Regions from separate parts of the Mus musculus genome. Here region 1 is linked to region 2. The links are chromatin loops, found by intact Hi-C in ENCODE. Cell type or tissue: heart. All regions are shown on one strand. Links, peaks and the distances in the headings refer to the core of each region. The heading gives the core; the rest is flanking DNA.

Region 1 (4,386 bases), core at 179-4,178, 240 kb after region 2:
TGCTCAGTCTTTTTAATTTCCTGTCCTTCCAAATGGATAAAAACTGCTGACACCCGGGGCTGGCCACCCACCCAGTGACTTCCAGAACCTTCTCTGCCCAGATTTAACTGCAGGCTTTCCTTGGAAACCTGCTGGTTGACAGATGCAGAAACGAGGCCTCTGCAGCTCAGCACAACTTGAAATCCATTCCTATTTGACCTCCCTCCCCTCCAGCCATGTCTGACTCCAGCATGCCTGTGTTCCTGACCCCATCTGTACCTCCCTCACAGGACCGCCATAGTCCCTGTGTGCTGTCTCTTTCCAATTGCCTTCCATGACTTGTTGATGTCTACCTGAACAGATGCAGAGTCCCGTGTAACAAGCAGGACCTTCTCAAGACACACTAAGCATATGTCTATCATTGAGCCACACTCCAGCCTGGCTCCCGTGCCCCTGAAGAGCATGTGACAAGCCTGAACTATGGCAGATTCCTCTTGTCATGGTTTTTCCGGAAGTATGCCACACCCAGGACCTTCAAAATGGTGACCACTGGCCCCATGTGGCTACTCAAAATGCAAACGCCCAGTCCTTCAACCACACTGAAGAGACAACCTAGTGGGGCCCACGGTCGCTCAGGTGAGTCCTGGGGAACGATTTCTGTTTGTTTGGGTTGTACTGGTGTCTTGTCCAGTGACGTCTGGAGTCACAACTGTATGCATCTTTGTTTAAGCTCCACGTGGGTGGGACAGACACCCAGGAGTAGAAGACTTCCTAGCATGCATATAGCCTTGAGCTTTATCCGTACATCCCATAAACCACGTGTGCTCGAGGATGCCGGTCATCCAGGCGGCTACCAGAGGCAGAGGAAGGAGGATTAGAAGTTCAAAGGCTGCCCTCAGCTACTTAATGAGTAAAGGCCAGCCTGGGCTAAGTGAGACCCTATCTCAGAGCGGGGTGGTGCAGTTGCTGGAGAGATGGCTCAGCATTGAAGCTGAACACTTGTTGCCCTCTTAAAGGACCTGGGTTCAGTTCCCAGCATCCACACCGGGGCTGACAATACTCTATAATGCCACTTCTGGGAAATCTGGTACCCTCTTGTGACCCCTTGGGGGCACCAGGCAAACATCCACACTCTAAAATAAAATAAAATAATGAATACGTCTTTTTTCTCTTTTTTATCTAAAGTGAGGGGCTTGAGTAATGGTCAAATATTTGCTTTTGGAGGACTGTGCTCAGTCCCCACAGCTTCAGCAGGGCTCCTGTTTGCAGTATCATACATGACCACCAAACTGCTGCTAGGATGTCCACACCTGTTACTGCAAATTCTAACCCCAGGGAAGAGGTTCCTCCTCCTCTGGGATTTTACTTTAGGTCAAGGTCGGGCTGTCTGGTACGGGGCTGCACCCACCTCGGGCGGGTACAGCCACACAGGAGCCTTTTCCCAGACCGTCGGCCTCAGGTCACCGTCCCACCCCCAAGGATTGACATACCTGGGCCAACCAAGCTCAAGTCACTGGAAACGCTCCTCGGGAGGAAGGAGCTTGTGCGTGCTTCCGTCTAGTCGTTGGGGGATGTGGTTCATTTCCTGGGTGGGGAAATAAAAAGACAATTTAATACAATTCTGTGTAAGCGGACGAACCCGTGCGGCGCCTGCAACACAGAAGCAGCCAGTGCCCCGCCGATGGCGGCCCGGGCCTAGGGCCTTCCTACAACTCCAGCCCATCCCGCGATCGCGTGCCGGCCCGGGGTCAGCCTCCTCCCATGGGAGTCCCGGGAGAGGTTTCTGAATCCCACGATCGCCTTCGGGAGGCTCCACGGCGCCCCCGAGCCACGCTGCGCAGGATGCATCCCCTCTGCACGGAGCACGCGAGTTCTCCTCCCCGGCGGAACCAGCTCTGCAAATGCACTTCCGGCCGGAACTGAAGATTTACCATCGAGACGGCCGCTAGAAGGTCGCTCTGGCCTTCGGGTCATCCAGGTCGGCCTTAAAGGGGCCGCGTTCTAGACGCGGTTAGAGCGGCCAGAGTTCCACGCGGCGGTGGGACCTCGTCTACAGGGGCGCAAGCGGGAGGGACTCCCTACTCTTGGGCGGCAGGAGCTAGCCTAGCCACTGACCCTTTATCAATCACGCAGCCCTGTGCAGACCAAAAAGTTGACTTTCCCGAGCCCAGTCAGCCCTGTTGTGGCAAAGGCAGTTGAAACCCAGCTGGTTCTGTTGCAAACCTGTGTGTGACCTTCCATCACAGTATAAACCCATAGGTGGTATCAACTGATACCCGTTGACGTCAGCACCCTCTTGATCCAAAGGCTTCCCAAAATCGCACCTCTGACCTGACCGCCGCAGGACTGTATCTAGAATCATGCCTTCAGCAGAGACCTCCCGAGGAACATGACACCGTGGTCCAGCAAAGGGTTAGTTAGATCTGTGATGTGGCATCTCTGGGCTAAGACCTCCAACCTCCAAAGTGGCATCCAAGTCCTGCATGCAGGTCCAGGTTTCAATCATCCCAAGGTATCCCAGGGGCCAATGGGAAATCCCACGAAAAAAAATTGATCAATAATGCCAGGGCCAAGTCGGTGCTATGTAGTAATTTCCTCCGAAACATCTCACCCGGAGGGAAGCTTGAGAAAGTGCGATCCGGATAGTCCTTAAGACTCTAAGACTCGGAAAATAAGTGACAAGTCTCAAAAAATTCCTAAAGCTTACCAGATTCACAAGGCCCCGCCCTCCTTAATGAGGAGAGACCCTCCGAACTTGTGGAATTAGCCCCAAATCATGCAGAGAGCTCCAGTTTCCAGCTCTCCTGAGCTGTCACTCATGCTGGGCTAGGCTCTTAGTAATGTGAGTGTCTTTGGGCTATCCGTGCTCCTGTGAGTAACCCCAGAAAACTGGCCACTTCATGGGGGCGGGAGGGGCATTTGGTGTCATTGTTACTTTGGTCTGTCATTTAGTAAACAAGGTGGTCTCATCTCCCTAGGGAAAGTGTCACACAGCCATTACCCCTACAGCTGTGGCTCCTTCTAACTGGAATCAAGATCATCTTCAGGTCAGCTAGAGGCGCGGGGAAAGGCAAGGAGAGGGTGCACTCTGTATTTTCAGTAAATGAAGAAAATGACACACGAACCTCATTGAGATGAATGAAGGGTTTTTGCATGTTTCACTGTAATGTGAATCCAACCACTGAATACAGACTCCCCCTTTGAAGGCTATTTTATTTATTTATTGAGATGAGTCTTGTGGATGTAAAAACACAACTGTGGGAAGCCACATGTGCCGTTGCAGAGTGACACTGACTACTGCTGGCCACCACCCATAAGTTTGGACAAACAACCAATGTGTACATATGCAGTAAAGTTTTTTGCAAAGACACTGCCTGGCCTGGGCATGATAATGAGGCTTTGAGAGTATAACCACTCAGATGTGAGACATGCAAATGAGGTATGATAATGAGGCTCTGTGAGGTACAGAGAGAGAATAGCCAATCAGATGAGGAACATGCAAATGAGGCGTAGTGCATAACCAATCCGGGTGTGAGACACGCCTCTCCTAGGCCTATATAAGCAGCACCAGTTCTGGGCTTGGGGTCTCTTCGCCTCTGCAATCAAGCTCTCCCAATAAATGTGTGCAGAAGGATCCTGTTGCAGCGTCGTTCTTGCTGGTCGAGTCCGACGCGCGCAAGACACAACTTTTGCCCCAAAGGAAATAAGAGATAATTTATTCTGGAGCCATTTGTTGTTGTTGTTGTTTTCGAGACAGGGGTTTCTCTGTATAGCCCTGGCTGTCCTAGACCAGGTTGGCCTCGAACTCAGAAATCCGCCTGCCTCTGCCTCCCCAGTTCTGGGATTAAAGGCATGCACCACCACGCCTGGCTCTGGAGCCAAATTTGAGGGACCAAAATTCAGGAAACACAGGGCCAGGTTACTTCAGGTCCATGTCTGTGGGAAATTGCAGGCTGGTATCCAGTTGAGCTGAGGTCTGAACCCCGATGGTCATAATTCACCTACATGACATGGTAGGCGTTCCCTTATGCTCCTGGAACTCTGGCTCCTGCCTAAGTTACCACCTCCCACACCCTCCACAAGAGAAGCATGGTCAGTGGTAAGTAGTCGTGTAAGCAATGGCCCAAGCTTCTGACCTTCAGGCTAAACTCCTCCCCAGTTACCTAGCAACAGTGAAGACCATAAAAGGGGCTGTTAGGCCCCCACCTTGATCTCTTACTCCTTTGTTCCCTTACCTCTCACTTCTCTCTCCTCTTCCCTTTCTCTTTGTCTTCTCCTCTCTCTCTCTTTCTCTCTAGCCTCTCTCTCTCCCTTCTCTCTTTCCCCTGCATTTCTATAATAAAGCTCTTAAACCATAGAAAATCTCTGTTCCATCAAGACCCGCTGCACACTCTGATCAGTGTTGGG
Region 2 (4,386 bases), core at 108-4,107:
TCCTGAGAGTTCTGCTGGCTTCAGTGACTGAGGCTTGGGCAGAGGAGGGTGGGGTGGAGTGCCCTGCGCTAAGGGAGGGTGGCTTGTACCCTCACTGGGTCAGCTCCTGTCTCCAATGTCACTGTCTCTCCCTCTGGCTGGGATGAAGGTCGGCAGGGACTGAGGCCTGACTCCCAGCTAAGGAGGTGGGGAGGGACACACCCTTCTTAGAGACCGGTGTGCAGGACATTAACCCTACCAGAGCAACCCACGGTCTCTGTCCTCACGGGAGAAGAAGCATAACCACAGACCTGCCTCTACCACTGACCCCTGAGCATGGTGTCCGCCGACCAGCCAGGGTTGGGACTCTTAGGCCCCTTGTATAGGCTCCATACAGGGGACCAGAAGATTCCAGGAAGCGCCACTGTTTGTAGGTGGGCACAGAGAAACCCAGAGATCACAGCTTATTCTCTCACCGCAGGATCATCTCTGCAGTGGGACTGCATGCCCACAGCGCAGGCTACAGGTCACTATCCCTGACACAAGGCCACCATAGCTGTTCTTTGCCTGGCTTCCTTCCATATGCCTTTGCTGCAAGACTTCTGGTGAGTCAAAGGTCCGATTCGGATCCTATGGCTGCCGTGCACCTGCTGTGTGACCATGGGCCGGGGACTCAGCCAATCTGGGCCTCCTAAGTTTCTAAGAGTGTTAGAGGAGACGGTGCAGACAGCTGGGCTCAATGACTGGCAAATGGGGCAGGGGGGAACAGGTAAGGCTAGGTCTGCAGCAGCCGTTGGTAGGACTGCCGTGATCCTGATAAGGCATGCAGACCAGATCGGATCAGAGTGCTCGGGTAGAAATATGGGTAGGTCCAGGTCACCAGACAGTGTGCTGTGTGGCCCAACAGACTCCATAGTAGAACCAGGACGGTGTAACTACAGAACAGGCATTGCCCAGATCTGAACAGTACGGGATTGCCAAATGGGGCAACTTAGTTACCTCTCCACCATCTTCCCCTCACCCCAGGCAGACAGTGCCTACCCACAGCACAAGCCTGCCCCCTGGCCTCAGAATCCTTAATACATGAAGGCTTGAGCCAGGGACGGGAGCCAACCCTGTGGCAGAAATACACTTGACTCATGAGTCTTGCAGGCACACTAGGAGGGTGAGGTAGGCACCTCCTATAGCTACAGCAAACGCACTCCGAGAACGGTTGGATGGCAGGTGTGGAGAGCGGGTTTGCTTTGGTTTTTGTTGTTTTGTTTTTGAGGTAGGGTGCCTCTGCCTCTGTGTAGTCCAGGCTAACCTCAAACTCACGATTCTCGTGCCTCAGTTTCCCAAGTACAGGGATCGCAGGCACGCACAACCAACGTTTGCCTCCTCTGTGGCTTCCAGAACAACCTCACCCTCCACCCTCAGAGTGGGGGCAGTAGGCCCACCCTGGCCCTCTCTCCTCTTCCTTCCCCCATCCTCTGGGACCAGGTCAACCCCTGAAGCATTTCCCATGGTTATCACCCCTGTTCATGGTTTAGGGGCTGCCGCTTCTGCCAGGATGCCCTCTCTGACTGCTTCTTCAGGCGTTCACAGCATCTCCACCATATTCCCCTAGTAGTCCAAGGGCATTCACACAGCATGAATGATGACAAGCCATTAGTCCCCGCACCCACAGCCAGGGCCAGAGAGAGGGCTCAGGGGGTGAAGCTGCTCGCAGCCAAGTCTGACAATTAGCAGGAGGGTCTGAGCCCCATTAGCTACCTCAGCCTTCTGCAGGTGCGCTATGGCACGCACGCTAAATAAAGTGTAAAAATAAAGTTCAAAAGGACTGGGCTGCCAGGTCCTCAACACTGCTTGCGGACAGCCTCCCAGGGCAGGGACTCCAGCTGTGTTGGCTGAAGAGAGGAAGGGCCCTCTGAGGCCACGGCCCTGAAGCTGGCAGCAGAGTGAAGCAGCCAGGAAAAGGAAGGATCCATCTCTCTCCAGCAAGGAGCAGGCACCACAAACACCCAGCTGTGAAGACAAGCCTTTGTGGACCAGGAGACACGCCAGGCACAGAGCGCAGGGCTGGCCGCTCAGCAGATGTGAGACCACTACCCGCTGCCAGGGGGCGCCCTTCACACAAATCACCTGGAGAGGCTAGCTCTCCTGGGGTGGCCAGACTGCAGGGGGCATCGTGGGATGAGGTCAGTCACCCATGGGAGGGGCTGGAGAACAGACTCAGGATCTATCTGGCAAATAACTTTAGGCCTCACAGAAGTGCAGGCCGGAAGCTTCTTCCTGCCACTGGGACACTCCTCAGCCTGTGCTGGGATGGACTGGAAGATGCAGGAGATGCCCGTGTAGATAGGGAGGGCTGGGCCTGAGCGGTGGCACATACAAGTCTCTCTCAAGCTGGCTGGTGACTGGGTACAGTGATGCTGAGCCACGAAAGCCGTGAGTGGGTCACGGTGACAGGCCTGGAGTCCAGACTGCATCACACAGACTTCCGGAGCTGCTGGCTTGTTTCCCACGCAGCTGGTTTTCCTGGGAGGCCGGTCCTGTAGACTCAGTCCCTGGCCAGCATGACCTCCCACAGCTGGGCCCTTCCTCCTGTGCTTGGTCACATGGTGCAGGCCAGAGGGGCTCCAGGGGAGGAAAGGCCACCAGGAAGAGTTTGCTGAGGGACTGGGCTGGGGGGCCGGGGAAGAGCTCGCTTTGGCCCAGGCATGGACAGGCAGAGACGGACGTTCATGGGTGGCTATTCAGTATCACTGGTCACCCAGCCCTTTCTGACAGTGGGAATCTAGGCTGGCTCCTATCCTGACGGACAATTCCCACTTCCTCCTGGGCACTGAGCCGACCCTAACATCAGCCCTCCCTCAGCACCAGGGCTCCAGAAGGACCCAGATTTCCGCTGGCCCGAGCTTTAGCAAACCAGTGCCTGGAACAGCTCCGAAAAGCACTTTGTTTGACTTGTTTATTTAGAAACAAGAGTCTCACGTAGCCCAGGCTGACCTCAAACTCACTCTGGAGTCAAGCATCAGCCTGAGTTTCTGTCCTCCTGCTTACACTTCCCCAATGCTCAGACTACGGGCGGGCGGGGACCACCGCACTCAGTTTATACAGCGCTGGGGTCTGAGCCCAAGGGTCTTTTGCATGGGAGCAAGCATTCTACCAACCAAACCACACTCAGCCAGAAAACTCGCTGGTACAAAGTGGTTTCCAGCAACACCTCTCACCAGACTCTTCCCAGAGGCTTAGGAGGGAGGAAGACGCCAGCAACCCATTTTATAGACACATCAACTGAGTCATACAGAGACTTCCCAAAGCTAAGTGCTACAGAGTCAGCAGAAAACACAGCAGGCAGAGGATAGCTCTGATCCTGTATCAGGGTCGAAGACAGCCCTGGGAATATGGGGCGGGGCACAGAAGAAGGTTCTAAACAAAGCAGGAGGCACAGAGGAGTGAAGATCACCAGTGCAGTAATTGGCCTCACAGCACAGCAGCATCTGCGTGTCCAATTGGCGAATCCAAGTAAGGCCAACGGTCCCCTGTATCTCTGCCTCCTGCCAGCTCTCCCGAGGGACCACAGAAGTGAGGCTCTCACTTTATGGAGTATCCAGAGACCCCTCCTGTTGGGCCAAGGAGGCTAAGCAGAGGCCACCACCCCCTCATGCACTACGGAAACCACAGGTCTCTTCCTTCACCTGCCAGCTGAGGCTCGGAGGCAAACACTCTAAGCTGTGTGGCCTGGAGCCAGTGGTTCCCTCTCTCTGCGCCTCCTCTTCAACACTAACCCAGCACTTGGAACATGTAAGAACGAACACAGCAAGGATCCAGAATTAATGAACTATTAATGCGGCCGGGAGTTAAGAGGACAGCCTCCAGAGCTGTCCCTAAAATGGAAACAAATCTCTCGACTCCAAGCAGGGCAGAATGGAGCCAAGGGCAGCCTCCCGGGCCAGCTTCTCCTGGGCTGAGCCGGGCTCGGGCCCTCAGCCACCCTCCTGATGATGTCATGCTGGCACCTGCTTCTACAACACATGTTTGGACTTTCCAGCTTGTTTGCCCCTCCCCACCGACCTTCCCCCACTCTTTCTTACTCATTCTTTCCCTTCATTGCTGTTCAAAAAAAAATCTCAGAGGCCAAATGTGTCAGCTGGCTCCCTGGAAGAGTGTCTGTAGCCAGGATGAAGGGCTATGAGTGGCAGGAGAGTCTTGAGATGCAGAGACTGGGAGAACCTTGAGATGGGTTACCGGAAACAGCCAGGGTCCACCTGGATGCTCACACAGCCTCCCCGACACCGGTCCTCTATTTAGGGGCTATAATTCCTCTGTGTGCGTGAGTGAAGGCCAGAGAGTAATCTGACAGTCTGATGTGTCATTCCTCAGAGCACCATCAGGTAGTTTGTTTTTAAAGACAAAGATTGG

Evidence for each region. Hi-C counts contacts between places; a loop is a spot of excess contacts. Peaks named below come from ENCODE experiments on the same cell type or tissue, not always from the same donor. Only the 100,000 strongest peaks of a DNase experiment are listed, where the experiment ranks them.
Region 1: it touches region 2 in a loop (2.9-fold over the local background); 3 of 42 quality-filtered maps call a loop at or near these places.

What each region holds. Positions count from the first base shown.
Region 1 is chr11:117,074,286-117,078,671 of GRCm38, reverse strand. Snhg20 (small nucleolar RNA host gene 20) reads right to left here and starts at 1,889. Exons shown (of 2, transcript NR_027059.1): 1 at 1,470-1,889. It overlaps Mir6516 (microRNA 6516), which reads right to left and starts at 1,324; the gene lies at 1,215-1,324. In heart, for the core only: a CTCF peak has its summit at 1,928; a DNase peak (open chromatin) is centred at 1,911; H3K4me3 peaks cover 2,229 bases; H3K27ac peaks cover 1,682 bases.
Region 2 is chr11:117,310,879-117,315,264 of GRCm38, reverse strand. The region is part of intron 2 of Septin9 (septin 9); the gene reads right to left. Among named protein-coding and RNA genes, the nearest start is that of Gm34065, 14 kb to the left of the region's middle. In heart, for the core only: CTCF peaks have their summits at 1,054 and 2,084; DNase peaks (open chromatin) are centred at 1,084, 2,544, 2,794, 3,964 and 1 weaker place; H3K27ac peaks cover 2,769 bases.